Linked DNA regions of Homo sapiens: region 1 is linked to region 2. Evidence: read pairs that join two places in POLR2A ChIA-PET (ENCODE). Cell type or tissue: OCI-LY7. All regions are shown on one strand. Each heading gives the region's core, and the rest is flanking DNA. Links, peaks and the distances in the headings are about the cores only. Region 1 overlaps DTNB (dystrobrevin beta). Region 2 overlaps DTNB (dystrobrevin beta).

Region 1 (2,916 bases), core at 281-2,780, 110 kb after region 2:
GTAGTGACAGAGACAAACATTAAACAAATAATCACACTACTAAACATAACTACAAATTATTATGTGCAGTGGAGGAAAAATGCAGGGAGCTGTGGAAGTGTAGAGCAGGTGCCTGATCTATTCTGGAGAGTAAGGGATAGCTTCTGTGAGAAAGTGTTACTTGAGTTGGGATCTGAAAATAAGTAGAAGAGAATTCAATTTCCTAGGAATTGAAAAGTAACTGAAAACCAAAGCAGGCCAAGAGCTACTGTTGCTGTCACTACTACTGCCACCCCTGCCCTGTGCTTGAATGTCAATTGTCAGGAATTTGTGTGGCAAAACCTCGGTTACGTGCAAAGTGAAGAGTTGGAAATGAGGTTCTCACATTAAGGTAGGCCCTTGAAGCATTATACCCTTGGTGAATATGTTGTATAAAAGATAACTAGGCCGGGCATGGTGGCTCACTCCTGTAATCCCAGGACTTTGGGAGGCCGAGGTGGGTGGATCACCTGAGGTAAGGAGTTCAAGACCAGCCTGGGCAACATGGTGAAACCCCGTCTCTACTAAAAATACAAAAAAAAATTAGCCAGGTGTGGTGGCATACGCCTGTAATCCCAGCTTCTTGGGAAACTGAGGCAGGAGAATCACTTGAGCCCAGGAGGCAGAGGTTGCAGTGAGCTGAGATCGCACCACTGTACTCCAGCCTGGGCAACAGAGCAAGACTCTTGTCTCAAAAAAAAAAAAAAAAAAAAAAGATAACTAGCTGCCAGCACACAGAAAAAGAAAGCTTATAGGTCTCCTGTTGCAGTGGAAGAAGTCGTCTCCTCTGGAAATTCAAAACCTTAGGCCTGTCTATACTTACTTTGGGTACATTTACATTACGTTATAGTTTGAGAATCACCAAGGTGAAATTTTAACATTAAAACTAACCCCAAGGCACCTGGTAGAAGCAGCACAGTATAAATTTCTGCTTACATTCTCAATTGAGACCTAACAGTGCTCCCACTGAAAGAGTCCAACTAAACTTGAACCCCTGTGCTGACTTTGCAAAATGAGACCCTCAATGGCTTTAGATATTAGAGTTATTGGCTATAAAATAGCTATGTTTAAGATTTCTAAAGACCTAAAAGAAGGAATTAAAAACCTGACAAAATACTGTCTTAAAAGAACAAAGTTGAAAACAAATCACATAGAAATTACAGATTTTTAAAACAAAAGTTATTGAAATTTAAAACTTGGTGGATGGGTTAAATGTCAGATTAGACACATGAATAGAGAATTAGTGAACTAGAAAATATATTTAAGAAAATTTTCCAAAACACAACACAGAAAGATGAAAAATCTGAAACAAGGTCTTCAGATATGGGAGATAGAGAACCAACAGTCATGTAACTGGAATTCCAAAAAAGAAAATAGAATTAGGGTTAAAAAATGTTTGAAGAATTAATGGCTAAGTTTCCAAAATGTGTTCAAGACATTCATTCTCAGATGAATATATCGCAATGAGTCCCCAGATACATAAATAAAAATAATTCTACAACTAGACATATCATAGTGAAACTACAGAATACAAAGATAGAATCCTCAGAAAGCAAACACATAAGACGTTACTTTATCTACAAGGGATTCACTACTAGATTTCTCCCCAGAAACAATACAACAATTTATAAAGGAAAAAAAAAATCCCTTTAAAAACAAAGCCAGATACAGTGGCTCACACCTGTAATCCCAGCACTTTGGGAGGCCAAGGTGGGCAGATTGCTTGAGCCCAGGAGTTCAAGACCAGTCTCAGCAACATAGTGAGACCTCGTCTCTACTAAAAGATGAAAAGTTAGAAAAAAAAAACAAAAATAGCCAGGTGTGGTGGCATGTGCCTGTAGTCACAGCTGCTTGGGAGGCTGACGTGGGAGAATTGCTTGAGCCCAGAAGTTCAAGGTTGCAGTGAACTGTGATCATGCCACTACACTCCAGGCTGGGCAACACAGCAAGACCCTGTCTCAAAAATTAAATAAAACAGTCGATTACATCCAATGTTACCAGTGTTTGTGAAAAAACCTTAAGAATTTTCCTTATAAAAACAGACGGTTGAATAGTATACCAAAAGGAACTAGATGAACTGTCAAAAGGAGAAATAAAGACCCTTTCTCACAAGGACAGAGAGGTCACAGTAAGATTCATCCTAAAAGAGTAATACTAATAGCTAGTATTTATTGAATATTTACTTTGTGCCAGTCATTATTCTAAGTGCTTTGCATGTATTAGCTAGTTTATTATTCAAAACGTTCTTGTTGAGGAAACTAAGCTTCAGAGAGATTAAAAAAAAAAAAAAAAAACTACCCAGGGTCACATGGTGTGCTAAGTGGCCAAGCTGGGACAGGGATACTGTCCTGTCTCCTAACTACTAAGATTTAACTACCGGAGGTTATAATTCGGGAGATAAGGAATTAAACCTAGATGCAAAGAGTGAGATGGAAGGAGGAATGAGCTGAAGCCAAAACAACAGAGTGTCCAAGCATTAACCAGGTAAAGAGAATGAAGTGTATGCCCAGCGGGGTATTTCAGCATATGTAAAGGCCCTGAGGCTGGAGGTCGCATGACCTGAAAGTTGACATTGTGGCTAGAATGCAGAGAACAATGCTGGAATGAAGTCAGACAGGCGGGCTCATGCAGGACCATATTAAACAAACCAGTACGTCCATTTTGGAAATGCGTACCAATTTATGTTTTATCTTCATAGGGAAATAGAGTTACGAAAGCTGCAAATGGGAATTCTTGCTTTGTTTCTCCCCCAAAAAGTAACTTATCCCTTTGAGTTTGTTTAGATTTCAAAATCCTTTCCTTGAAAATCTAATGTCAGCTCACGTATCTGACTCTAACATTACAACTCTAAAGGTTAGTTAGTGAAATGGAACAGAATAGAAGAAAAAGCCTGAGAAA
Region 2 (2,916 bases), core at 183-2,682:
ATGTGGACATATCTTTTGGGGGGCCGTCATTCATCCCACTACGATCAGTGCATTGGAAAGATCAACTGTAAATGTTGAAATCAACAAGAATTATGACAGTAGTAATGTTGGACTCCGCGAAGGAGGGACAACTTGGGTTTTGGTCTGATTATACGACATTCAAAATCGGAGTTTTAAGGAAAAGGGAAAATGATCTGAGAGTGGCAGTGTGGTTCTAGGAGGACTTCTCCTCCACCTGGAGGTCTAGTTGTTTGAGGGGTGTGAGAAAGAAAGCAGCTGCCACTTGAAATGGCTGCAGGGAAGCTGAGCCTTCAGGGAATGCCAGGTTTCCTCCTAGAGCCGTAGGTGAAAGCAACATTCAGAGAAGAGGTTGATGCGTAAGCCTCGGACAGAGGAGGGATTTTGCCGATGCTGGACTATGAAGACAAGGAGAAGGGTTTTGAGAGTTGAGGATTGGGGTCGCGTGAGGGGATGTACTGAGCCTCACAGGAATAAAAACCAGGTGAGAGTCTTGGATTTCTTATTTTTAAAAAGTATAACCTGATATAAAGGTCGTGCTGGAATTAACCCCAGATAGGCAGATCATGGCACTGTGGCAATGTGTTAGTTGAGAGGGTGTTGGTTGCCAGGAACATGCAGGGCTCTGGGTTCATCTTTTTACTCTTGTTGATGGTGTTATGGAGGCCTGGGGAGAAGTGCTCTGAAACTCTCCCATTCGACAGCTGACTTAGAGCTAAAGTGACTGCTTCGTTGACCAGAGGCCTCCCTTTGAAATTCTGGACTTTCTAGAGCCCCCCAAGGGTTAGGGGGAATAGTCTGGGATATCCTGATAACCTTTATCCGCATTTTCAGTAGGTTGCTTGGGATGTTTTAGATATTGCTCCTTTCAATCATCTGAACGTTGCCCAATTCTACTGTGTTGTTTGCATGCACGATTTATTCATAAAACCACTTACAGCTGCAAAAATGCTAAGTTTAAAACGAGAACATTCAAAATGGACCCAGCTGTTTAAAAAGATGGATGCGATCAAATAAAGAATTGGTGTGTAGTTTATGAAACAATAAGGCATTTTTTCAACTGTAGCCTGATTATTCTTAGAGCGATGACAAGGAGGTTTTTCCATTACAAAGAAGTGTATGACTTAGCTTAAACCAAGCAGTTCTTCAAATGAGCAATTTCCTGTGGCAGTCATCACTTAGCCACAGCCCTTTTGTCAACTTTAGATCTTTTTTTTGTTCTTGCAGATGGCCACCAGAGCTGCACTGGAGAGTGCATCTTCTGCTTCCATGTGTGGGAAGATCACTGTGTTCTCTGTGACCCAGTAGTGTGAATTGCTTATCTGTTTCTGCATTAACTCAAATTTATCAGTGATTATTGCCTGAATACCTCATGCTTTCTGAGATCTACAGGTACAGATTTAGGGTTGAACTCTTTCTCTAAATAAATTTAATCCATGTGTGTTATATGTTGTATATCTTCATTTAGTGACTACGAAATGTCTAGCTATGAAATGTGCATGTTAATTACTCATTAAGCCTTTGGATCGCCTTTGATGAGCCAGATCCTGTGCTCCCCGGCATTCTCTTGCACACCTTCTTTCTGAATGTTTTCTCACAGTTCCGGCTTTTACATGCCCCTCACTCCACCCCAGACGCTAATAAATTTCTGCAGTTCTTAGTTCCAGCTCGTTCTTCTTGTTTAGGTTAAGACTCCTACATTCAGAGATCTCATGGACATTTCTGTCTTGAAGTCTCACTGGTTCTTCTGTCAATATGTGGTTCTAATAATTTTTCAGTTCCTTTTCTTGGACTTCCAAGTAGATAATTACATCATCTGTAGGAAGCAGCAACTGAATCACTTTCTGATAGTTTTACCCCTGTCTCAATTTTTTACCTCTTTGTGTTAGTAAGAACTTCTAATTTGTGGGGAAGCAGTGCTTCCCAGAATTCCCTGGAAAGAATCACCTGGGCTGTTTGTTAAATATACAAAGTCCCAGGCCTTCACCCTTGGGAATATTAGTAGGTCTGGGTTGAGGCTGAGGAATCTGCTTTGTTTTATTTTTTAAACAAAGGCCCTGGACATTTTTTATCTTGAGAAAACTTTGGAAAACACTGTTTTAGAGCAGTGCTAAATAATAGTTGTGATAGTCTTTTGTTGCTGCTTTTAGTGTGTCTGTACCATGTGTGATGTCAGTGGACTGCTGGCTCTCCTCCTATTTTGACCTGTGGTAGCACTTGTGACAGCTTTGGAACTGTGATGTGTCCGGTGTAGCGATACAATGGGCTGTCTAAACAGGGCAGCGAGCTTTCTGTCCTGGTATTCATTCAGTGACATCTCAGTTCCAGGCCCTGGAGAGTGCCACCATACACAGAAGCACATGGGAAGACCTCTTAGTCTTCCAACTCTCATACTCCCTCTAACTCCAGTCTGCCTTTCTTGGGATCCTGGCTGCCTGTGGATCTACTTCCATAGTATTTGTGTGCTCTGCTTTTTTTGGTTTTAGCTGACTAGAACTTTTGTTTACCTAAACCTGAAATATTGGTCACACTCCTTCCTACTTCAGTTCTGCCATGGAACCCATTACTGCATTTGAGTGCCAGAGAACTGTCTGCTGTCTGTATTCGAGAAGCAACTTCTAATACAAAGATGACTTATAACACATGAAAGTTTTTTCTTACAGAGTAATGTTTTGAAAGCTTTTACAGTTATGTCTTTGGTCTGAGACTCTTATTTATGTCTTCCACTCACAGGCAGCACTATGACAGTGTTAAACTATTTGCAGTTGCCTAATACACTATATTTTCTTAGTTTTATGTTTTTGAATCTGCGATTCTAGTTTCCTTTATCTCCTCTTCTCCCCATCCTCCCAGCTTTCCCTTACCAACCTCTGTATATCCTTTAATTAGCTCAGGTAT

What was found. ChIA-PET counts read pairs that join two places held together with the same protein. Peaks named below come from ENCODE experiments on the same cell type or tissue, not always from the same donor. Only the 100,000 strongest peaks of a DNase experiment are listed, where the experiment ranks them.
Region 1: POLR2A ChIA-PET joins it to region 2 with 7 read pairs; 4 of 35 experiments call an interaction of 5 or more read pairs at or near these places.

Annotation. Positions count from the first base shown.
Region 1 is chr2:25,445,317-25,448,232 of GRCh38, reverse strand. The region is part of intron 12 of DTNB (dystrobrevin beta); the gene reads left to right. Among named protein-coding and RNA genes, the nearest start is that of DTNB-AS1, 26 kb to the right of the region's middle. In OCI-LY7, for the core only: no CTCF peak of the experiment used is centred there; no DNase peak of the experiment used is centred there.
Region 2 is chr2:25,556,737-25,559,652 of GRCh38, reverse strand. All of the region lies in intron 8 of DTNB (dystrobrevin beta), which reads left to right. Among named protein-coding and RNA genes, the nearest start is that of DTNB, 120 kb to the left of the region's middle. RefSeq lists an enhancer at 786-1,481. In OCI-LY7, for the core only: a CTCF peak has its summit at 1,278; DNase peaks (open chromatin) are centred at 1,182 and 1,782; H3K4me3 peaks cover 1,241 bases; H3K27ac peaks cover 1,371 bases.